3 separate regions of the Mus musculus genome follow, and all the other regions are linked to region 3. Evidence: chromatin loops called from intact Hi-C (ENCODE). Cell type or tissue: left cerebral cortex. All regions are shown on one strand.

Region 1 (8,000 bases), 62 kb after region 3:
CATGGGTAAACACACCCAGAGAATTCTTAGACAAGTCTCTTTTAAATAAATAAATAAATAAATAAATAAATAAATAAAAAAAAGGTGTGGGGTATTTACATGTATATTCATGAACTTGCATGCAAATTCCTTCTTGTGTTTGGGAAGGCCCAGGGACATCAAAGTCTTCCTCAATCGCTTTTCACTTCACTCACTAAGGCAGGGTCTCCCAGTTGAACAGAGAGTACACCTAATGCAGCTGGTCTGGCTAGCCAGCTTGCTCCAGAGATCTTCCGTCTCAGTCTTCAGAGTGCTGGACTATAGGTCAGGGCCACGCCCCCTCAGAATTCTCAGGAGTGTGAGGTGAGGGATCGAACACCAATGCTCACACCAGGGCAATAAATACTTTACTCACTGACCCATCTCCCTACCCTCATTCTTTCTTTTTATTTGGAGGAGGGGAGATGGAATTTCTGGGTCACCAGTTAGGCATTCATTTGGTTGATAAAATGGCAAAGCATCTCTGGAGACAGCCACAGGCTTTAGATTCTCCCAGCAGACCCATCAAGGATACTTTCCGTGTATTGACTGCTTAAGCCATGCACATCGGATGAGAACTTCGGAAATGAGATTGCACATCCGGAAAGTTTCCTGCAGGAGCTGTATCAAGTCATCGACTAACAGGCTCTCCTTGAGTTTTGTGGGACAGGGGCCGCTTATCAACCTTAGTCCCAGTTTCAATGGATCAAGAGATCCTTTTCCCTCGGCCTGTAACCCAAACCACGGAGATGAGGCGAGGAAAGGTGCCCTGGGAAACGGGAGTCCGTGCCGAGCTCATTCATAGCAAGTATTCCTTACCCACAATGCCCATCACCTCGCCAGACACAACAGGAAGAGGAAGGATGTGGAAGATTCCGCTCCTGGTCTCTTAATCTCTTGATCTCAGTCTCATTCACAATACAGGCAACAACTCTTCCTTTGATGCAAAGGCAGACTCACGGGTCTGACGTCAAGCTTTTGACCTTTGACCTTTGCGTTCCATTCTGCCTACTCTCTCTGGGATGCCTTGCCTGAGCCAGAGTACAGGGGACTCATGGAAGCCGCGTAGACAGGTCAGCTCCACTGTGAGCAAATCAGGAGCTACAGTGATGGAGGAACCAGCCAGAAACTTCCTGGCACGAGAACCTGCCTCTCCCGCTTCTCCCGTGCCTGAGACTGAATGCATGACCCAGAACTAGACTGTTGGAATATTCCACGCCCCCTCTCAAGAGAGAGATTTAAAGATGCGACATAACCAAACCTACACCAGTGAGATACTGGGTGTAACTTTTGCTGTCAGCATGGAGGAAGAAAACAGTTAAGAGATAGAGAGAAAGGGGGACGAGCCAGTGGTGTAGCTTGAGCCCCTGGGTCCAGCCATTCCTGAAGCCTCAGGCTTTCCTGTTAGGTCATCCAGCGTGCACATCCTCCAGTGTGCTTTATTTTATGTGTTGGACTACAAGGAGAGAGGTTGGGGGTGAGGATTGAGGGGAGGAGGATGGAGAGAGGAGAGAGAATGGCCAGTAAGACTTGGAAAGATAGGGTTCTGTCTGTCTACATGTCAATGTGCCCCTGTGGTCACTAATTGGGCAATGCCCCCTCCCATCTGACTACCTACAGAAGCCCTCCTCAGGCACTTGTACCACCTTCTCTCTCTACTTGCCAGCACATCACTGGTACATGTAACCTTTCACAACCACTGTCTCCTCTCTCTTGGTAGGCTCCTTGATCTTATGAGCTCAACCCCCAGCACAGGGCCTTCATAACCATTGGGAAATAATAACCAATGCAAGCTGGAGCCAGGCTTTTAACTTAGAATGGCTCCAAGCCCTTCCTAAGGCTCCCGGAGCTCATTCATTCCTGAGCAGGGGTAGAGAATGCAGCAGTTCCCACACACACTGACTTAGAACTCCATCATGTGTGTGCTACATATACACGTCTGTGTATGTGTGCACAAATCTGCATGTACACACATACACATGCATACTTGTGTGCTTGTGCACATATGACTGTGGGGGTAAGAAGCTGGCCACATTTACTCTTTATTGCATATTTTGAGACGCAATTTCTCACTGAACCCAGTATTTAGCCAACTGAGTCACCTCAGAAACTGAGTTCAGAGAATCTTTCTTTCTTTTTTTTTAAGATTTATTTATTTATTATTATATGTAAGTACACTGTAGCTGTCTTCAGACACTCCAGAAGAGGGAGTCAGATCTCATTACAGATGGTTGTGAGCCACCGTGTGGTTGCTGAGATTTGAACTCAGGATCTTTGGAAGAGCAGTCAGTGCTCTTAACCATCTAGCCATCTCACCAGCCCAAGGGGAAACATTTCTATGCTTCTTGATGTGAGTATAGAAGTCACTCTCCATAATTCTTTGATGAAAAAGTGAAGAACTTGACGTGTTAAGTCAAGTTTAATCAGGAGCCTCAGGGTGGAAAGCTGCAGAAACTTCCTAAAGCAAAAGGGATACAACACTGTGATCCTGTGGGGGACACTATGGGAGTCACTCTGACGAGGATGCTATGCCCTGCATTTTGTGCCCATGACTCTCACCGAGTGACAACACTGTGTCCTTAGTTTTGACCCCCTTGTTTCATTTGTCCTATGAAGGGTCTTGCGTAAATGACAAAAGCTGATTTTCTATTTATTATTTGTTTATTATTCAGAAGGGCAGCCGTGTGGAAGTCAGAGAACACTTGCAGGAGTTCTCTCCTTCCATCACGTGCGTCCGGGGTTGGGAGCAAGGACCCTCAGAACTGAGCCATACGGCCTGGATAGCAGAGCAGAATCCTTCTAGCGGGAGCTGAGAGTTCTCCAGCTCTGTACCGTTCATCCAGTTTGTGAGCTGGAAGAGGGCACAGCTCCCTGACAGGCTGGTCTCAGCAACAGCAATTAAAATTAAAATGCCAGCCAGCCTCGGCGCTACTACTAGCCTAAACCCTGACCTAGACATAATTAATGTTCCATTATCTCCAAGGGAGATAAGCAAGACTGTGTGGAAAGGCAAACGCAAATATCATTAATATTGTACATCTGTGCTGGGTGCAATGGAGGGAGGGATGGGGCGCGCGCAGTCACACACCTGGTGACACCCATAGCACAGCCACGTCGCCATCGCCTCTACTGGGCGACGGGAGCTGCGGGGCGAGGTCGGGCACATCCGGCTGCCAGGTTCCTAGAAGGCTACCCCGGGTTAAGCTCACAGGAACCCGCCCCGAGAAGGTTCCTAGTATCCCGGCTAGCTGTTCCTGTCACTGTCACGTGAGGTCAGCAAAAAGAGAGAGAAAATGTTTCTTGGGGGCGGCGGATACCAAGGGGACATCAAAAGTCCCGTTCTGGAGGTCAAGGAAAGCCTCTGCCTTAAGAGTGCCGGCCCAGGGGGGGTGGGAAAAAAAAAAAAAAAGAGTGCCGGCCCAAGTCCCTCAAAGCCAGTGCCAGCCAGCCAAGAGGAGCAGGCGAATGCGCGCGCGCAGAACCCACCCCCGCCCCCAGAGCCCCGCCCACCACTCGGCGACTCCCGCCCACCCAGCTGTCAGCCCCGCCCTCCTGTCTGTGCGCCGGCGCAGCGCGCCCCCTGGGCGCGAGGAACCCAGGGAGGGCGCGAGGCGCGCGGGCCCGGGAGCGCGCGCGACGCTGGCAACCTCGCTCAGCCCTAGGTCACCGCCCGTGTCGCCGGCTGAGGCGGCCGCTGCGGCCCGCGTTGAGGGCGTGGTGGCTCCGGGTGGTGAGGGTCTGTCCGCCCCAGGCCGCGCTCGTGGGCATCCCCCCTCGGGCCTCTCCCCTCGAGCGCACAGGTGAGTCTCCCCTTCGCAGGGCGGGGCCGGGTCGCGGCCGCTCGGAACAGGTTTGCAGCAGCTCTGGGTGATGGATCCCCAGGATCCCTGAAAGTTAAAGCAGCCTCAGCTAGAGCAGCAGCTGCCCAGATCCTCCAGGAACCCCCTAGACGTTGCTAAGGACCAACCGCCTGATGCCCAGGATCTCCCCCAGCAGCTTCGGGGTAACGTCCTGCAAAACAACCCTCGCCCCCAGGTCCTTTCTCCTCCACCAGCAATTTCTCCACCCGCAGTTCGACTTTTTGAAAGATGTCAGGCCCAACCTGGCCCCCCCCTCCCGGAGGGCAGGGAAGGTGTGGCTAGTAAAACCCTCCTGGCAGCAGGTGGAAGCCCCACTCCCCTCTCTCCTCCCCTCCCCCAGGATGCAGGAATCCTCGTGCTTCTCTGCTTCCCTGGCATCTGGAAACTTGTCCGCTTCCTCTTGAACCCTTCAATAGCTGTCTGTTTCCAGGTTGTGGGGTTCCAGCTTCCGTGCGAAATCTCATCATCTCCTCTGGGGATTAAGATTCTAGCGGCTCACGTCCATGTTTCAGATTCAAACTAGGATTATGTAGAGTGATGTTTTATTGTAGGGTTTAAAACCAAATATATATATATTCGCGTCCCAATATTGAAGGCTATCTAGGACAATACATTTACTTGAACTTTTCGTAGAAGTCTCTCATCTACTAGTTGGCCAGAGAAGTAATTGACCATCTGTAGCTATGATTAGTGATTACTTTAAAATGTTATTTTAAGAACTGGGTGTGGCACACGTTTATAATATTAGCAAGTGGGAGACTAGTCTGGACTACATAATACGGTCCTGCCCAACAAAACAAAATAAAACCTATCTTAACACAATGCCATTACCTCTAGTCCAATATATCAATATGTAGTCCTATGAGATGGCTCAGCTGGTACAGACAGACACACTTACTGCAAAGCCTGACAGTTGGAGTTCCCGGATCCCGGGGATCAACATGGCAGGAGGAGAGAATCAGCTTTTGCAAGTTGTCCTTTGACTAATACCTGAGTGTTGCTGAGGCCACAGTCAAACACACATATAAACATTCAATAAATATATGTTAACAAAATAGTGTGCCGGGGGCGGGGGATGTCCACTGTTAAGAGCACCTACTGCTCTTGCACAGAACTGGGCTCTGAGTCCTAGCACCCGTATGTAACTTCAGTTCCAGGTGATCCCACCCCTCCTCTGACCTCTGAGGGCTTATGCACACACCTGATGCATGTACACAAACTCAGAAGTAAGTAAAAGGGCAGAATTTGAGGAATATATTAAGTCTCAGAGTCTGGGTGTTTATGCAGCATGCACAGTTGTTCATTTTGATGGGGATTTCACGTTAGCGTTCAGTTATACATTGGATGTGGGAGGATTATGAAAAAGATGAAATCAGTATCCTGTTACTCTTCACTGCAGCTTTCCAATTTGCTTCATTGGCAGCCAGTTTCCAAGAGAGGAGCTTTTAGTGTTTTGGGGGAACACAGATTTGATTTTTTTTTTTTTAACTATTCAATCATGCTATATTTTAAGGTTTTAAAACCTTGGAGTGCTCACTAACCCACGAGAAGCAATGCTGCATGATGTTACAGGAAGTGTGGGTCCAAAGGGGGGGTGGGCAGGCATGAAGATACTATAACTTAGAGCTCCAGACCTGCCACCCAGCTCCAAAAACCTACACAAAGCTCAGCCTGGCCTAGAGTGATGTAGTTCAATGGTAAAGCCCTTGACCGGCATGCTGGAGATGCCAGGTTCAATCCTCAATATGAAAACAGAGAAACAGAAAAACCCTCTCGCCATTGAGCTGCAGTAGCAGTGCCCTGAAGAGAACCGGCTCTGCTCGGGTGTCTGAGTTACATGCAGCAAACGGAATGGAGTCAGCTACTCTCCACAGCCTTGGCAGGCGGTGTTTACATTTCGTCTTTCTCATACTAACACACCGAGCAGGAATGTCACCAGTGATAGGGACAGTTATAGATTATCAATAAAAATGCGGTGACTTTAGGTCTTGAAAACAGAATACAGAAATGTAATTTTTAGGTTTTTAGAAGTTTATGTGTATGAGTGTCTTGTCTGCTTGTTCTGTGAGCCACAGACATGCCTGGGGTCCTCAGAAGTCTGAGGAAGGCATTGGCTATCCTGGGGTTGTGAGCCCCTGGGTGGGTGCTGGGAACTGAACCCAGGTCTTCTGCAAGAGCAAAAGCCATCTCTCCAGCTCCAGAAGGATAACTTTTAAAAATTCATGTTTTCAATTGTGTCTGTGTGTGAGTTTATGCACATAAGCACATATCTGTGGGGTCAAGAAGAGGACATTGGATCCTGCGGAACTGTAGTTACAGGTGGTTATGAACCACCAGAGGCGGGAGCTAGGAACCGAACTCTTGTCCTCTGCAAGAGCAGTACGTGCTCTTAACTGCGAAGCCATCCATCTCTCTAGCCCCCAAAATCTAGTCTCTATAACCGATTTTACATTAATGTTCCACCAACTTTATTATGTTGATTCTTGTCACTACTACTACTGAAAAGAAAAAAGAAGCCGGGCAGTGGTGGCACACACCTTTAATCCCAGCACTTGGGAGGCAGAGGCAAGCAGATTTTTGAGTTCGAGGCCATCCTGGTCTATAGAGTTCCAGGACAGCCAGGGCTATACAGAGAAACCCTGTCTCAAAAAACCAAATCAAGAAAAAAAAAAAAAAAGGTAGTAGAGTTCTACCTGAGAATGCTGGATGAGAGATGAGAGGGGAACCATGGTAGACCAGAGCCCCAGGGTTGGCAGGAGTTCCATTTGAAGCAAATCTGGCTAAGAGATTAGAATGTTCCCGGAGTTAGGAAACATAATATTTTGTTGACAAATTCTAGAGGAGAAAGAATTCACCTTTTCCTTGTCAGCTGAAATTGCTTGCCATTCAGCCCTGATGGCTTAGCTCTGTCCCCAGGCTGGTGCAGCAGAGCAGATGGTCAAGGTCTGTCCTTGGAGGCTTCCCACTCACGCAATGTTTGCATGAGGAAACCATTAGCCTAGCCTAGCGGGAAGCCAGCCAGGGCCGGGCAGCACTGGAGATGATGCTAGGCGGGGACCAGCACAGGTGGGGCTTGCAACAGTTGCAGGAATCAGCACTGGAGATGATGCTAGGCCTGGACCAGCACAGGTGGGGCTTGCAACAGTTGCAGGAATCAGCACTGGAGATGATGCTAGGCCTGGATCAGCACAGGTGGGGCTTGCAACAGTTACAGGAATCAGGAATAGAGCCTTTGTGCTGGGGACAGAACCCAGGGCCTCCTGATGCCAGGCAAGGCCTGGAGCTCTGAGCCTGGGCTTCAGCCCTGTAGTGTTTGCTTATTGCCCTCATGAAACCAAGGCTAGCTTATCTCTGTCCATACTTCTCTTTTCCATTTGAAATGCATTTAGCATGTCAGGAAATTCTAAAGTGATTGACAGTGTAGGCTTTTGAGCAAAAAACAAAACATCAAAAACTCTCACGTATTTTCATCAAGATAGCCGATATCTACCTAGAAATGGCAGATAATGTATGACATAAAATTCTGTGAGGCTCACACAAGGCCTGGTGGCCTTTTCCGGGCTGTTTTAAATCTGTCTTTACACTAGAAGCAGAGAACTAAGTCAGTGGCTGTTTGGGAGCTCGGTTTCCTGATAGGTCCTCTCTGCTTTCCTTGAGGTCATACTAAATGCTAGGGTTTTTCTCCCTTTATATTGTGATTTACTCAGTTTTTTTTTTCCTTTTTCATTCCATATTATAGTCTAAACATGAGTTCTAACAGTAGTTCTGGTACTATTGGGCTCCTTTCAACCAACAGGGAAACTCACATCAAGCTTGTGTTAAATAGTTGCTTAGCACAGCCGTGTGTGAAGTGTTACTCTGAATATGAGCATTATTTCTCCTAATATCTTTATTGGGTAAAAGATTATTGTTATCTCTATTTTGCACTTGAGGAACCAAGTAAAAAACCAAGGCAGGTTTGGTGAGCTGGCTCAAAGAGTAGAGGCATTTCCTGCCAAGCCTAACACAGCCCACGTTCCACATGGTAGGAGAAGCAACTCCTGAAAGCTGTCCTCTGACTCTCACACACAGCATGCCACACGCCGGCAGACACTCCACCACCACCACCACCACCACCACCAG
Region 2 (8,000 bases), 140 kb after region 3:
AAGATGGAGAAGGTTGTACACAGAATCATAAGGGGCTTTGGCACAGGGAGCAGTCTGAGCTTCATCTGGAGGACAAGAGAAAGCCACAGCAGGGTTTTTAATTGACAGGTTCAGATAATCATCTTGGAAAATCATTGACCATGGGTGGGATGAGACATCAACCCTGAAGGCAAGGAAACTCGATAATGTGTTCTTACACAGACCCAGACAGAAATCCAAAAGACCAGTATTAAAGGCTAGGCTGGCAGCAGTGGTTCACCACTGTCATTCCAGCATTCTGGAGGCAGAGGCAGGCGGATCTCTCCTGTTGAGGCTAGCAAGGTCTACATAGTGAGTTCCAGGACAGCCAAAGCTACACAATGAGACCCTGTGTCAGAGAGTGAGAGTAGTGGGTGGGGAGGGAGGGAGAGGAGAGGGAGGGAGGAACAGGAAGGAAGGAACAGATGGTTCAGTGGTTAGGAGCACCCCCATGGTGACTAATAACAGTTTGTAACTCCAGTTCCAGGAGATTCAGGGTTCTATTCTGTCCTTCTTGGACACTGCATGCATGTAGCATAGAGACATATATGCAGGTAACAGACCCATATACATAAAAATAAATAATATTTTAAAAAACACATCTAAGCCAGATAGTGGTGGTACACACCTTTTATTCCAGCATGCAGGAGACATTAACGGGGGTTGGCAGTTTTTTAGCTTGTAATCTGTGAGTTCAAGGCCAGCTTGGTCTACAGAGAGAATTCTAGGACAGCCAGGGCTACACATTTGGAACAAGGTATTACTGAGTAGCTCCGGCTGTTCTGGAACTCATAGATTTCCTATTTCCTTAGTGCCAGGGTTAAAGGCCTGAACCATCATGGGGTTTCTGTTTTGTTTTGTTTTGTTTTGTTTTGTTTTATTTTATTTATTTGCCAGGCAGTGGTGGTGCCTGCCTTTAATCCCAGCACTTGGGAGGCAGAGGCAGGTGGATTTCTGAGTTCAAGGCCATCCTGGTCTACAGAGTGAGTTCCAGGACAGCCAGGGCTACACAGAGAAACCCTGTCTCGGAAAAAAAAAAAAAAAGATTTATTTATTGTATTTATATGAGTACACTGTCACTGTCTTCAGACACACCAGAAGAGAACATTGGATCCCATTATAGATGGTTGTGAGCCACCATGTGGTTGCTGGGATTTGAACTCAGGACCTCTGGAAGAACAGTCAGTGCTCTTAACCACTGAGCCATGTCTCCAGCCCAGGGTTTTTCTTTATACTCAGAATCCTCAGACATCCTCTGCCTCCCAGGTGCTGGGATTTCAGGCTTGACCCACCACACCCACTATTAAATATTAAGAGAAGCAGAAGTCAAGATTTGACCAGAGGGCACAATTCATTGTGAGAAACAAAGGTTGAGGATAAGTGAAAAAACAAAACAAAACATAACAACAACAAAACCCCCTAAATTCAGGTGATAAAAGCTGGGGGTGGAGGGTGCGTGAGCCTTTTTCCTGGGGGACACTTGAGTAGAATTTGAGGATTACCAAGTAACCTTGCTGTTGCCTATCTCAGTCAGAGGTTTCATGAAGCTCAGAGACCGGTACAAACCTTGGGCAGCAGGAAATTCAGGGAGTGAGGTTGAGGCACAAGGGATCAAGGAAAGGGCAATTTTGACTTTTGGAGGGGAAAAAAAATGTGAGGAACCACTGGAGACTTTTCAGCAGACAAGTGCCCATGGTTTTCTTTCTTTCTTTAACGTCCTTTCTTTGTACTTAATGGGGTTTCTTTATGTAGCCTTGGCTGTCCTGGAACTCACTCTGTAGACCAGACTGGCCTTGAACTCACAGAGATACCTAGGGTTTTCAACAGCATCGTTCAGCATCCGGGCCTCCTTCAGAATGGATGCTGGGTGGCAAGGTCAGGAACAGGGCTATCTGTGACAGAACTAGTGCAGGAGTTCAACTCAGATAAGGGACCTTGGGCCTCCATCATAGTGGCATGTGTGTTTCCTGAGGGCTTGGGAGTGGGGTGTGCAGGAAAGAGGACTCTCAACAGCAAGATTGTCCTAAACAAAAGGAAAGCTACTGCCATCTACAGAGACAGAGAAGGCTCAAAGACAGCCTCTCTGATTTCCCTGCTATTTCGATTCATTTGATGATTTTGATGGACGAGACGAACCTAGTCATATCTGGTCTGTGGGCGTTCAAATGGGAAAGTCAACCCCCTTTAAGTAGGAAAGCCAGGAAAAGAAAAAAAAAAAAAATGCCTGGAGACATTCGGGTTTCTACACTAGCACTCCTAGGGCAGACATGCCCACTTCCCGACTTTTCCATGAAAAAGCATTAGAGGTGCGCGTGTCTGTGAAAGATGGAATGTTACAAAGTGGCCCCAGAGAAACTTTTCTGGAGAGAAAGCGCTTGGTGAGCACATTAAAGGGCCGGTTTTGGCCCTCTTCCACTTCCTGCCCTTCGGCGTGGTTTCGCAGCAGAAGCACAGAAAGGTATCCAATGGACACCTCAAGAACAAGCCAGATGCGACGCACATCCGGCGAACACGCGGGCTTCATACGAGCTGACGCTGCAGGCTCAACCCCGCCGGCAACCTCCCAAAACCCACTCCTAGCTCAACTTTCACAATGACAACAACTGGCGTATCGGGCCGCCCCTAAGCAAGCATTCTCTTTTATGACTACCCATGCACCCCAGGACTGAGGCTTCCCCCCCGCCCCCCATCTCCCTTCAACTCCCCACATCCTCCCACTACGGATCAAAGGAAGGATCAACTCAAGTCGCGCGAACACCGCTGATCATGCGCCACAAAAAAAAAAAAAAAAAAAAGATCGGTAGGGTTGGGCGACCCAAAGATTCTCCCTCCTCTTTCCATTGGTTCCAGTCGCCCAGCTCGCCTCCCCTCCTAGCGAAAGGCTGCCGCCCTGGTGCGCTTGCGCATGCGCGTCGTTCTCGTGGCGCACTGAGCAGGCGCAGCCGCAGGCCCGCCGGAGCGGGGCGGGTGTAGCGGCGCGCGCAGCCTCCCGGCGCTGGGCTCCCTTCTGCCGGTCCCGCCCTCCGTCGCGGCGGCGCGGTGCACGCTGGGATAGGGAGCGATCTCCGAGCGAGGCGGCAAGATGGACGCGGGATTCTTCCGCGTAAGTCCGAGCGCGGGGATCCGGGGAGAGGCGAGAGGCTTGTTTGTAAGACCCGAGGGGGAGGCGCTCAAAATCCCGGACAGGACGGCCCGCGGAGGAAGGCCTTAGAGACCCCGAGGGGGTTCGTGGGCAGCGTCCCCCGGCCTCGGCGTTGCGGCCGAGACCGGTGCGCCCCTGCGCAGTCTCCTCCTCCGGGATCGTCCCCCCCTACGCGGCGGTGGCGGTGGCCGGAAAATGGCGGCGGGAATGGGCTGGAGCCGAACCTCACCGGCCGCCTGGCGAGGCCCTGTAGGCCGGGCGCCGCGCCGGCCGCCCGGGCTCGGGGCCTAGCGGAGCCTCAAGGAGGAAGTCTTTAGGGGGAGGCCGGTGGGAAGCCCGGGGCGGCTGCGGGGTACCGGTTGTATGGTTTGGGGCTCCGTCCTGAGAGGTGTTTGAGGAAAGGGGCCTTATTATTTTTTTTTTTTAGTGGCAGCTTTGGAGAAAATGGGTGCCCCCCCCCCAAACCCCGACGTACAGCGTCCACCCTCTGGGTCTTAAGCTTTCCCGGCGGCGCAGGGTCAGAGTTCGTGAGCGCTCCCGCCCAATTTGATAGCTCTTCGGGGAGGGGAGCTTAGATAATTTGTAGTTGGAACATTTGAATCGGAGGCTTTTGGAGTGAACGGTGTGTGCGAGGGTGGAGACAGATTACGGTTGTGACTCCGTCGCGCTTCCCGCTCTTCGCTAGCACCCTTTCCCAGCGGCCCATGTCCAGGCAGGGGACGTTACCTTGGAGGTGGTACATAGATCCCACACAGTAAGGCAGTTTATTAGGTCCACTTTGGAAGGAAAGTAGCTACAGGTCGAGATCTAGATGTATGGGAACGTACACTTGTGGGATTAAAAGTAGCAACAAACCCTTTAGGAATCGCTGATTCTTGTAATGCAGAGTAGAACCTTGTAAGACAGCTTGGTAAAAATCCAGATACCAGCTCTCTGTCATACCACTGCTTAGAGTTTTGCATTCTCTGAATCAAGCATATAGTTTACAGTTTGTGTGCATTTTTAAAGAAAAAATTGGAAGGCGGGGGAAGGAGGAGGGAGATAATAAAGGTGCTTCTTGTATGTGGTTCATGAGAGCTTGCCTAGTATGAACAAGACACTGGGGTCTATCTCCAGCACCTCAGATACTTGCACTACAAACTAGGCACTTAACCTTTGTAGTCAGTACTCATTTCTTATGGCACCGAAGTTAACACTTAAAAACAGTCGAAGGTTTCTTTCACTTGTCAATTGTCTCTTTTTCTCCCCCCACCCCCTTCAGTTTTTGTTTTGCCTTTTCAGGAAGTGGTTTATGTGTGTAGCCTTGGCCATCCTGGAACTCTGTAGTCTGTAGGCCAGGCTAGCCTTGAACTCAGAGATCTGTGTGCCTCTGCCTCCCGAATGCTGGGGTTGAATGAAGACTTGCACCCTGGCCAGGCTTGTCAGTTATTTCTAGTGGAAAGGAGATTGAAGAACTAAAACAAAGCGATATGTCAATTTTCAGGCGAAGATGTCCTTTGAAAAGGACAGGATCTGGAAAATAACCCACTTTTTAAAATATTCTTTTTACACTTACTTAAATGAAGTAGTTTTGTTTTCCCTGGGTTGGGTCTTTTGGGGGCAGGGGCAGTTGAAGTGTTTTGAAACTGGGTTCTCTAACCCAAACTGGCCTTGGACCTAGAGAGTCCTGCCTTGACTTCTCAGTACTAGAATTTCAGACATATGCTACACACTGACAAAGTGGGGGATTTATGTTCTGAGTTAGAAAAACTTACTAGGCAGTGGCGCACACCTTAAATCGCAACACTCTGGGAGGGAGGGGAGGCAGAGGCAGGCAGATCTCTGAGTTTGAGGCCAGCCTGGTCTACAGAGTGAGGCTACATAGAACCCTGTCTCAAAAAAATTTAAAAAGGGGAGAATGGGGGTGGGGAGGTAATTTTAGATCAGTTACCTAGTACAACCTGATTCTGAGTAGAATTCGATTTAAGAATTGGTGATAGTAAGCCGGGCGTGGTGGTGCATGAAAAACCAAAAAAAAAAAAAAAAGAATTGGTGATAGCATTCTCTCTCTCTCTCTCTCTCTCTCTCTCTCTCTCTCTCTCTCTCTCTCTCTCTCTTTCTCTCTCTCTCTTTCTTTCTTTCTTTCTTTCTTTCTTTCTGAAGAGGTGGTTGATAAGATCAAAAGCAGACCAGGACAGCTTTTGAACTTTTTTTTTTAATATTTATTTTATGTATATGAGTACATTGTAGCTGTACAGATGGTTGTGAGCCTTCGTGTGGTTGTTGGGAATTGAATTTTAGGACCTCACTCACTCGGGCCCAAAGATTTATTTATTATTATTAATAAGTACACTGTTGCTGTGTTCAGACACAGCAGAAGAGGGCGTCAGATCTCATTGCGGGTGATTGTGGGCCACCATGTGGTTGCTGGGATTTGAACTCAGGACCTCTTACCAGCCTGGCTTTGAATTTTATTTTATTTTATTTGAAACAGGGTTTCTCTATGTAGCCCTTGGCTGTCTTGGAACTCACTCGGTAGACCAGGCTGGCCTCAAACTCAGAAATTAGCCTGCCTCTGCCTCCCAAGTGCTGGGATTAAAGGCATGCGCCACCACTCCTGGCTGGCTTTGAACTCTTTAGAGATGGCCTATCTCTAAAGGTATATGCCACCACTCTTGGCCCAAAACTTTTTTTCTTTTTCTTTAAAACCTTTTTGGTTTTGCAGTACTAGGGCCCATGCACCATGCACCAGGCTCTGCACTCAGTCACAGCCTTTCTGGATCTCTTTCCGGTGACTAGGTTTGACCTTTCCACTGATATCCAGTGCTTATGCCGTGTAATGATCAGATGACGGTGGTTGGCATACCTTATCACCTCAGACATCCATCTCTATTTTTTGCTTCATTGCCATTAATTTGACGTAAAGAAAACATTCTCAGAGATTAGGTTGTGTGTTCTCAAGAAATATGGTAGCAGAACTGGCACACTTTTACAGGGTTGTTGTTGTTTTGTATTGTTGGTTGTTTTTGTTTTCCTTCTCAAAACTTAGTTTTGAGACAGGGTCTCACTCTGAAGCTCTAGCTGTTGACTGGTCTGGCCTGCAACTCATGGAGACCCTCCTGCCTCTGCCTCCTGAGTGCGGGCATTAGAGGTTTTGGACACCATACCCAACCCAAAACTTTTTGCTGCTGATACAGTCCTGGGGATCTCACCCGTGTGTTGTGCATGTTAGCTGAGTGCTCTTGTCCCTCTGCTATTCTCAGGCCAAACAAATGTTTTCAAGGGAATGGAGCTAGTCCGAAAACTAATCTGTAGATTTCAAGTCAGAGCCAGTTACTTCCAGGTTTAATTGAGCCAGGAGGAAGGATGAAATGAACAAAAACTGTGATGTGGTGCTGTTCTGATGAGTCCTTTGGTGAAGTTTTGTTCTCATTTACTTAAGAACTGTTGTTTGTTCCTCCAGATAGGGTTTTGTTGTAGTCCAGGCTGGCCTAGAATTTGCAAGTTTGTCTTTTTTGTTGTTTTTGTTAAGATTTTTTTTAGTATTATATGTAAGTACACTATAGCTGTCTTCAGACACACCAGAAGAAAGTGTCAGATCTCATTACATATGGTTGAGAGCCACCATGTAGTTGCTGAGATTTGAACTCAGGTCCTTCAGAAGAGCAGTCAGTGCTCTTAACTTCTGAGCCATCTCTCCAGCCCTGCAAGAACCCCTAATTCTTTCTTCTTGTCTTAAATTTTAGAGTTACGAGAGTATACCTTCTCGCCTGGCTTTAAATTCATTAATTCACATTTTCTCTCTTCTTTCTTTCTCTGCTCCTCTCCTCTCCATCTCCCCCTTTCTCTCCACCCCTTCACCCTCCCCCATCCATTTTCCTTTCTGAGACAGAATTAGAGGCCTGAACTCGGTATGTGGTTTAAGATACCTTGTCTTCCTTAAATGCCCATATTATTGGATTATATTTGTGCACCACATTTTTTGGTTCTTGGCATTCACCCCCTCTAACACACTGGGTTTCCCGTGTCTCTCTCAAGCTGTGGAGCCAAAAATGACCTTGAACTTCTAACCTTTCAAATCCCTAGGACTCAGATTACAAGTACCACTATACCTGGCTTATAGGACTCAGATCATAAGTACCGCAATACCTGGTTTATGTAGTACTAGAATTAAACCAAGGGCTTCCTTTTTTTTCCCACCCCACCCCCCTCCAGACAAGGTTTCTCTGTGTAGCCCTGGCTATCCTGGAACTCACTCTGTAGACCAGGCTGGCCTCGAACTCAGAAATCCTCCTGCCTCTGCCTCCCGAGTGCTGGGATTAAAGGCTGCGCCACCACGCCCGGCTAAGCCCAGGGCTTCCTGCATGCTGGGTGAACTCTGCCACTGAGCTGTATCCCTATCCTCCAGCGTCTGTCCTTTGGTAGTGACTGGGACTTGGTGTGTCTGCCAGGCCACACTGGGACTTGCTGCAGTCTTCATGCTTCTGCTCATCGTGTTCTTAAAGTTGTGACCAGCGGAACAGAACAGTCTCACTGTGCTGCATTTAGGAGAGGATGAGAACTTGAAATGTACCCGCTTTCTCATTTAAACACCCGCAAAGAAAGTATATGTCTCAAAGTTAACATTGTGGAGAGGGTATCTTGCTCTGACTATTGTATTTTTTTTTTTAAGATTTGTTTATTTATTTATTAATTATATCTAAGTACACTGTAGCTGTCCTCAGACACTCCAGAAGAGGGAGTCAGATCTCTTTATGGATGGTTGTGAGCCACCATGTGGTTGCTGGGATTTGAACTCCTGACCTTCGGAAGAACAGTCGGGTGCTCTTACCCACTGAGCCATTTCACCAGCCCGACTATT
Region 3 (8,000 bases):
AACAGCTTTTCTGGAGTCTTCTCCAGTCTGTAACAGCTTTTCTGGAGTCTTCTCCAGTCTGTAACGGCTTTTCTGGAGTCTTCTCCAGTCTGTAACGGCTTTTCTGGAGTCTTCTCCAGTCTGTAATGGCTTTTCTGGAGTCTTCTCCAGTCTGTAACGGCTTTTCTGGAGTCTTCTCCAGTCTGTAACGGCTTTTCTGGAGTGCTTTTCCGCTGGTTCTGTAATATCTGCCATTGCTGGTACTGCTCTCCTGGTTGGGGTCCATTTTCCTGGATCTTCCTGCTGGGTACGTGCGTTTGCATTCTTTTCCCCTGGCTTGTTTTTGGTAACTTGCAGGTTTGACTTCTTCAAGCGTTCAGGCTTGGGAAGATTCAGAGCAGTTTTTATTCTGGAAGTCATTTATTGTCACTACTAAGGCATGATACTTGATTTTCTTTTAACAGTATCTCTTGTAGCCTGGGCTGGCAAACCCACCATGGAGCTAATGATGACCTGGAACTTCTGATCCTCCTGCCACCGCCTCCTGACTGATGGATTGCGTGCATACATCACCATTTATACCCCTGGATGTGGCGCAGGGAATCGAGTTCAGGGCTACACACATGTAAGCTAGGCAAGCAGTCTGCCAGCTGAGCCACGCCCTCAGTCACTAGGCATACTGCTTCTGTGGAATCATCCTATCTCCTGTCTAACACAGTGTCCCTCCATCCTGGCCTATGGGGACATGAAGTATCCTTGGCTCTGGGGTTCCACAGCCAACACCCAAAGCGATCTCTTCAGATTGCCAGCTTTTTCCCTAAGCCACAGTCTCCTCTGGTATTTTAGATCACAATTCTGCATTCTTTGCCTTCCCTGGACTCTGACCTCCATGTCCTTATGTCAGGTAGCATCCCATCACTTAAACAAAATACTTAAAGACTTGTATTGGCTCCCGGCTCCCAGGGTTTCAGCCCCTCCTCATCGGTCCCGCTGCTCAGGGCCTACATCAGCGCGGACTTCGGGAACACAGCATAGTGGAAGTAGGGGTGGGGGGTCCTCTCCACAGCATCCAGAGAAGCAAAGAAAAACAGGAAAGGGCTGGTCCCAATAGCTCCTCCAACATCACACACCCAGTGACCTAACTTCCTTCCACTGGGCCCTATCTCCTGAAGATTCCACAAACCCCCAATACCATCAAAGGCCAGGGACCAGGTTTTCAACAAACAGGCCTTGGGGGCCATCCAAGCTGCAATGCTAATGCACTTCAATTCAGAAGACTAGAGTTTGTTTCCACTGCCCTCCTGCCTGCAGGGCAGCCTGGAAATTGCTCCCTCCCTAATCGAGGTAACTTCTCTCAGGGACTACATTATTGGGCCACCTGCTTGTCTGAGATCTAAAGAGTTTTCTAATCCATGTGGCTGGGGCTATTATTCTGTTTTTTCTTTTTTCTTTTTTCTGTTTGTTTTTTTCATTTAGTTGTCAATAGCATGTACACAGTTTCATCTCCAAAGCAGTTAATTTTTCATGAGCTGACTCTGGATTCATTTTACCCATACGCCCTAAGGAACTCTCCCTGTCTCTAAATCTTAGTGAATGGGGGAATTGAGTAAGCAATTTTAAGTCCGTCTAGAACTTTCTTCTTCACTGTGTGTTCCTTGATGGATTCTTCTTCGCGAGGGCAATTTGTATAATCTAAGATTTTAACATTTAATAAGATCACGGGAAACTATGGCTTTAAAACATTAAGATATTTCCAAACAGCGATCAATACTGACCAGAGAACAGTGCCTTTTACTGTCTCTGAAAGCAGCCAGTATTCACTAACCGCATTGCCGTGTGACCTTGCTGTTTTAGTAAGGACCATTTTTTAGCCCTCCCGTTAAGGACGCTGCTGTTGGAGAACGCTGGGAATGGTGTCTCATGAAGACAAAGCCCTGGTTTGTTCGGCAGCAACAGCAGTGGGACGTGTAATCCAAGCACTTTGAAATAGAGGCGAGAGGATCAGAAGTTCAAGGATAGCCCGATCTACACGCTGAGTTCTAGGCCAGCTTGGATCATATGTCCAGACCCCTATCTCACAAAACAAAGCAACAGGGCTGGAGAGATGGCCTAGTGGTGAAGGGCACTGACTGGTTTTCCAGAGGGCCTGAGTTCCATTCTAAGCATTCATATGGAGGCCCCAAGCCATTATATAGCTCCAGTGTAAACAGACCTGATAATCTCCCTTTCCTGGCCACCACAGGCACCAGGCCTGTGTGTGCTACAGAAACAGACAGACAGAGAAAAATATCCATATTCATAAAGTGAAAATTAATTTTTTTAAATGACAACAAAAAATTTTGGAGTGATGTTTTCTCCTTTAATGCCAACATGAAAAGGTGGATGGATCTCTGTGAGCCTAAGGCCAGCCTGGTTTAAATAGAGCTTTCCAAGCTAGCCAGGACTACATAGTGAGACTTTGTCTTTAAAGAAAAAAAATTCGGGGCTGGAGAGATGACTCAGAGAGAGGTTAAGAGTTCAATTCTCATGAACATGGCAGCTCACAACTATAACTCCTGTTCCAGGGGCAATCTGACAACCTTCACACAGACACACATGCAGTCAAAACACCAATGTACATAAAATTAAAATAATCTATTTTTTAAAAGTTGCAAGAGATTTTTAAAATTATGCTTCTCACGCAAATTATCAAATTTTTGGAAAATTTTAAGAAAGTATAAAACTGTCAAAGAGTACATTATTCTACCACCAGAAGGAAACAAGTATCTATCTTGCTTTCCAGTCTTCCATGGAATGCTGGTACAGTTGGTAGAGAACAGATATAACCTAGCTCTGCCCAGGATGCTGCTTGCCAGGTGAGCCTCCTGCACTTGATGGGTCATGACGGATGGTCACGGTCTAGCCTGATTTCCTCCAACTTGAAACATCCCTACTAAAGGATAGTGGAAGGCACAGGAGATTCAAAAGACCTTTCAAAGCCCCAGGAGATTGACCCATTAGCTATTTTGCTTGGTGAGAGAGTGTGTTCAAGGCCTACATGGAACTGTACCAACTGGTTAGTGGCTTCGAGAAGCCAGTCTCACCCTTTCATTTGGCCAAAATGGAGTCCAGAATAAAGACTTGCTGAGGAAGACGCGGGAGTACCAAAAGGGTTCTGTTAGAGCTGGCTCTTGGAGGTTCACCCACCGCCCAGTTCTGAGACCCCCTCAAAGACTGAAGTAGGGGCATCAGATGTCCAACCATTCACCGGGCCCAAGGGGGAGCTCTTTTCACGTTGGTACACTGAGGGCTTAAGCTGACCCACTCGTACCCCAAGTGGCACCTTCTGGCATCCGAGGCACCACCCAACTGGCCACAGAGATTCCGCACGCACCCGGAGTATGGAGGTCTCCGTGGGTGTCCCATGGAGTGCGCGGAATCCTCCTCAAGACCTCAAGGACCGGTCCCTTAACAGGAACTGGTTCCTAACTAGTCAATCTATCCCTCCCGCCCGGTCGCTATGGCAACCACTGGCCTAACATTCCAGAGTCCGGCGGCAGGCAACTGGCTAACTAGCCAGGGGTGTCCTCTGTGTCTTTAATGTGAAAAGCTGTTGACCAATCGTTGGAGACGTTTCAAAAACCAACAAAAAAAGCTACCAGAATTTTGGGGTTCGGATTGACAATGCTAAGGAGAACCTGTTAGGCAGGGAACTAACTATTAGGGTTTTTGTTTCTGGGGTTCAGTTCCCTTTTCTTGTTTGTTTGTTTGTTTGATTGTTTCGGTTTTGTTTGGTTGTTGGGTTTGTTTGGTTTGTTGTTTTTGTGACTCATCGAAGGAATAAACCCAAGTGTTCCTACCCATCCATCCACACCCTGAGTGTGAGAGCAGAAAGGTCGATGACATAATTCCCCAAGGGCAACCGTGCAGTATTCCAAGAGCCCCTTACCCGTTTCACCGCAGCCACAGTGCCTAGCCACAGCCCGGCTTAAACCCACCAGCGTCTTCTTTAAAATTATGGGATAGTCCCCTGTTAGAAACTGTCTCCCGCTTGTTCCTCAGATCACATCTCCTGCCACCCACGCCTCAAGAAAAAAAAAAAAAATCTCGCACCGACCCAGTTGGTCTTTGGGCATCTCCCATAATACAATATGGCAGCTCCATCCTCTCTTAAACTCTCCCTCCCAGTTCTACCGCGTTTCCATCGCTGAGGTCTCCCCAATGTCATTTCCTCGTAAAACCTGTGTGATCTCAACATCTCCCCCAGAGGTTGCTGTGCGGCTCTGGACTGAACGGCGCGTGCTGAAAAATGAGCGCGCTGGAAGCTCCACGCGCAGGTTCATGCTCACAGCCGAACCCCTGGGAAACAGCAGCGGGCGGGGGAGGGGTGCGGGGGGGGGGACGGGACTACTAGGATGATTGACAGCCTACCGGGGCTGCTGAGCTGCAGGCGTACCGGGAAATTAAGGACGCAATACAGCCAACAGGTGGGACGCAGGCGCAGGAAAGAAGGGGTACGCACGGTCCCCGAGACGTGTCAGGGCTCTGCTGGGTTTCGATACTGGAGCTACCTGATGGAAGCAGCAGGGGCGCCGCCCGGGACGGTCGGTGGCAGTTAGCGCAGACTGCGGGGGGACACCAGGCGGGCTGCTTAAGCCCAGCCTACTTGTCCGGCAGGTGGAGGTGAGCAGCCATAACTTGGGGACCAAAGCAGCCCGGACTTCTTCCTTTGGCCGCTAGAGGGGACTCCTCCAGGTGAGTGTCAGGTCGCCCCTACGCTTCAAGCGAGCTTGGCGACGCAGCCAATTATTTCAGGATGTCCCGCCCATCCCCTCCCGACAACCACTCGCCTGCGCAGAGGCTTCGCCAGCTTGGGACTGGCAGGCAGTGTAACAAATCAAGTCTCCACCTTTGAAAGCAAAACACTGCAGCCCCTTGGAAACTCGGAGCTGGGAAGGGATCCAAGAGGCTGTACCTAGGGGTGGCACGGAGTGTCCGAGTCGCTTCTCCGGAACCTGGGATAGGTGGATCTAGAAGGAACGTCCCGGGTGAGTCACGGTCATGACTGAGGGAAGGGGTACTTGAAATCAGGCTTGCTGTTTTGATCCCCTAGTATAAATATAGTCTCCCTTGTTGTTGCCAGCCTTGTCAGTTTGGGTTCTGTTGCCTCCGATTTTTTTTTTTTTTTTTTTTTTTTGTCTCTTCCATATTTTCAAGGAGGGTGGGCACGGGTTTGCCTTAATGAAGGAGATGCTGGGCGTTACCAGATGAGGAAGTGGAAGGCCAGTACTGCCGGCTCCAGCGTGCAGGAAATAGCCGGTGCGACTGGCAGGTGGATGGAGGGAGCTCTGTGCTTGGTACTGAAACAGAGGTGTGTCTCTCCGAGAATGTCACCCCTCAGTGCTCAAAAGCCCCGGGAAAGAAAAGCTTGGCATGAAACCGACGTTCTTTGGTCAAACTGAATCGTCAGGTGGTGACAAGACCTCCATGCACGCACGCGGGGGGGCGCGCGCGGACACACACACACACCCTTGTTTTTAGTTACAGCCAATTTCATGGCCGCGAGGCTGTTATGCTCGCTGGAAGACTTGCTCGGTGGGGTTAACGGAGTTATTCATTTAGATGAGGCCGGGGGATTCGAGTGGAAGCAAGCACTTTGTGAATTCTCTTGGGTCAGTGACCATAAACTGTGACTGTGATTGTCAACACTGGCTTGGCTGTGTGCCTCTTGGACATATGTCAGCCTTGGACCAACAATAAACCATCACCAGGCCAAAGTGTGAGCCTTATAAGGGAATGCAACTTACAGAGTCCACGGAGGCTTTGGGGTGATGCTACACGGCAGTTCAAGGAGAATCTTCCTCCCTCTGTCTTTGGGTATTCAGAGCTCTGGGGGTTCCCTGGGTAGAGAGGGGAGTTGAAGCTACTGTTTAAAAGCCAGTGACTCAACACACACACACACACACACACACACAGAGGGGTGCGGTGGGGGGAGACAACCTGCTGTCCTCCCTAGCTGGTTCCCAAGGCCTGTTTGCATTTTCTGACATCCTGTGGGTGGGGCTGGGTATATCTGTTTGTGGCCATGGGTTCTGAGTAAGGCATTCTTTTTTTAAACCACAGTGTATCATGGGCATTACATTTGGTCGAGTGGGCATCTATGCAAGTTACCTTGCCAGGCTCTGAGCTAGGTTTCCAGGAACAGCAGAGGACCTGACAGGTGCCTTCAATCCAGGGCCCCCTCAACTCCAGGCTGGAAGCAGCCCTAGGTCTCTCCCAGGTAGAAGGAGCTCTCGAGCACCCCCATATTAACGATGTCAGGACAGAGATACAGACATTTAACACAGAGTTGCTTTCACACACATGCAGTCTAATCCAAGAGTAATTATAATTATGCCCTCCCAGTCTTCCCAGAAAATTATGGTTCCCAGTTGATCCTATATGCATTGGATCTAACATATCAAAAAACATATGGGAGGCATCTTGCAGAAATACTGTCTCAAATGATAGCAGCAGCAACAACTTAACTTTAGGCCCTTTGACAAGGTGCAACCTGGGCAGAGAGGTCTTCATGGCTGCCCTGTACTAAGCTGGCATTTGGTGTCTGTGCCTGTCTGTCTTGTGACATCAGTGCATGCTGTTGCTTTTCCTAGGTGTGGAACAGGAGGTAGAGGGAACTAGAAACTATGTGATGCGCAGGTTTTTAAAACCTAGGCCCTCAACTCTTTCTTGGGTAGATGCCTGGGAGCTAAGAGCATAGATGTATGAATGAACCCTATAGGGTTACACTGGGGAGTGGGCCCACAAGATGGCTTAGTGGGTCAGGGTAGTTGCGGTTAAGCTTAATGAGTTGAGTTCAATCCCCAGGACCACTATGTAGGATGGAAGGAACTGGCTCCACCAAGCTGTCTTCTGTGCACCTTAGCACACCACATCCCATCGGATTTCCGCGCAGCCCGTGGCACAGAAACATGAGTCACGTTTTACAGCTAAGGAAACTGGCTTAAAAGCTGGGGGTAACCTGGCTGAGGTACACAAGGTAGCACATGTCAGATCAGAAGCAATCCAAAACATGTCAAGAGGCCATCGGGATGGCTCAGCAGGCGAAGACAGCTGTCAGGCAAGGCTGGAAGCCTGAGTTCAATCCCTGGAACCCACTGCGGGAGGAGAGGACTGACTGCCACCACCTCCACAAACACACGACGACCCTCAGACACTCACATACGTGACGATAACACATTAACAACTACAACGTGAAGTATAGTAAACAGTTTGCACAATAGAATAGAATATAAATTCATATGATTTTTGTTTGGTGCTTTGTGTGGGGTTATTCTGTGTGTGTGTGTATATATATATATATATAATATATATTATATATAATATGTATAATATATATATATATATTTGAAAGCATAAGGCTGGATAGAACCTTTTAATACAGTGTTAGGGTTTCCACTGTGAGCTCTTGGATTTTCTCTTCTCTGTTTGGGAGACAAGTGTGAGAAACACTGAAAACAGCAGTCCAGTTAAGCTAACAGGGTGATCTTTATCCCTGCTTCAGCTCAAAGCCACAATTTACAGATGAGATGCTGAATCACCCAGAGCCAAGCTGACCCGGGCATCAGGCCCCACCTCCCAGTACAGCGCCCCTGCCCCGTGGAGGATTTTCCTCATAGTCTTTCCTTCCTAAGTTGAAACACCCGTGATTTGGTTTGGTGTGGTTGTTCATCATTGTTACTGTTGGTTTGGTTTGCTCTAAGACAAGATCTCATTATGTAGCCCAGGCTATCCTGGGGTCCTGTGACAGCCTCCCCTGAGTGCTGGGCTTGTAAGCAGGTGCTGCCAACCTGATGGCCGTGGGATCTATTGATTCATTGATTTCAGAGACAAGGAGAAGCAGATGTCGGTGGCCCATTATCTTGTCCTCAAGCTGATGGGTGAAATAGGAGTTTAAATCGGGGGGGGGGGGGAGCGGGAGTTGGGGGAGGAAGGGGAGAAGAGGGAATGGGATGTCTAAGAGCCAAGAGTAGAGTTTTAGA

What was found. Hi-C counts contacts between places; a loop is a spot of excess contacts. Peaks named below come from ENCODE experiments on the same cell type or tissue, not always from the same donor. Only the 100,000 strongest peaks of a DNase experiment are listed, where the experiment ranks them.
Region 1: it touches region 3 in a loop (4-fold over the local background); 16 of 42 quality-filtered maps call a loop at or near these places.
Region 2: it touches region 3 in a loop (9-fold over the local background); 4 of 42 quality-filtered maps call a loop at or near these places.

What each region holds. Positions count from the first base shown.
Region 1 is chr4:135,429,430-135,437,429 of GRCm38, reverse strand. It overlaps Rcan3 (regulator of calcineurin 3), which reads left to right and starts at 3,625. Exons shown (of 5, transcript NM_022980.4): 1 at 3,625-3,818. In left cerebral cortex, a CTCF peak has its summit at 3,618; DNase peaks (open chromatin) are centred at 3,241, 3,550, 3,831 and 7,902; H3K4me3 peaks cover 1,726 bases; H3K27ac peaks cover 1,020 bases.
Region 2 is chr4:135,348,218-135,356,217 of GRCm38, reverse strand. It overlaps Srrm1 (serine/arginine repetitive matrix 1), which reads left to right and starts at 3,072. Exons shown (of 18, transcript NM_016799.4): 1 at 3,072-3,121. The coding sequence starts at 3,101. In left cerebral cortex, no CTCF peak of the experiment used is centred here; DNase peaks (open chromatin) are centred at 1,975, 2,538, 2,942 and 3,629; H3K4me3 peaks cover 2,671 bases; H3K27ac peaks cover 1,983 bases.
Region 3 is chr4:135,491,436-135,499,435 of GRCm38, reverse strand. Nipal3 (NIPA-like domain containing 3) reads left to right here and starts at 4,858. Exons shown (of 12, transcript NM_028995.4): 1 at 4,858-5,006. Stpg1 (sperm tail PG rich repeat containing 1) reads right to left here and starts at 3,449. Exons shown (of 9, transcript NM_030189.3): 1 at 3,290-3,449. In left cerebral cortex, CTCF peaks have their summits at 4,472 and 4,674 (motif pointing right); DNase peaks (open chromatin) are centred at 4,115, 4,484, 4,797, 5,341 and 2 more places; H3K4me3 peaks cover 2,559 bases; H3K27ac peaks cover 1,671 bases.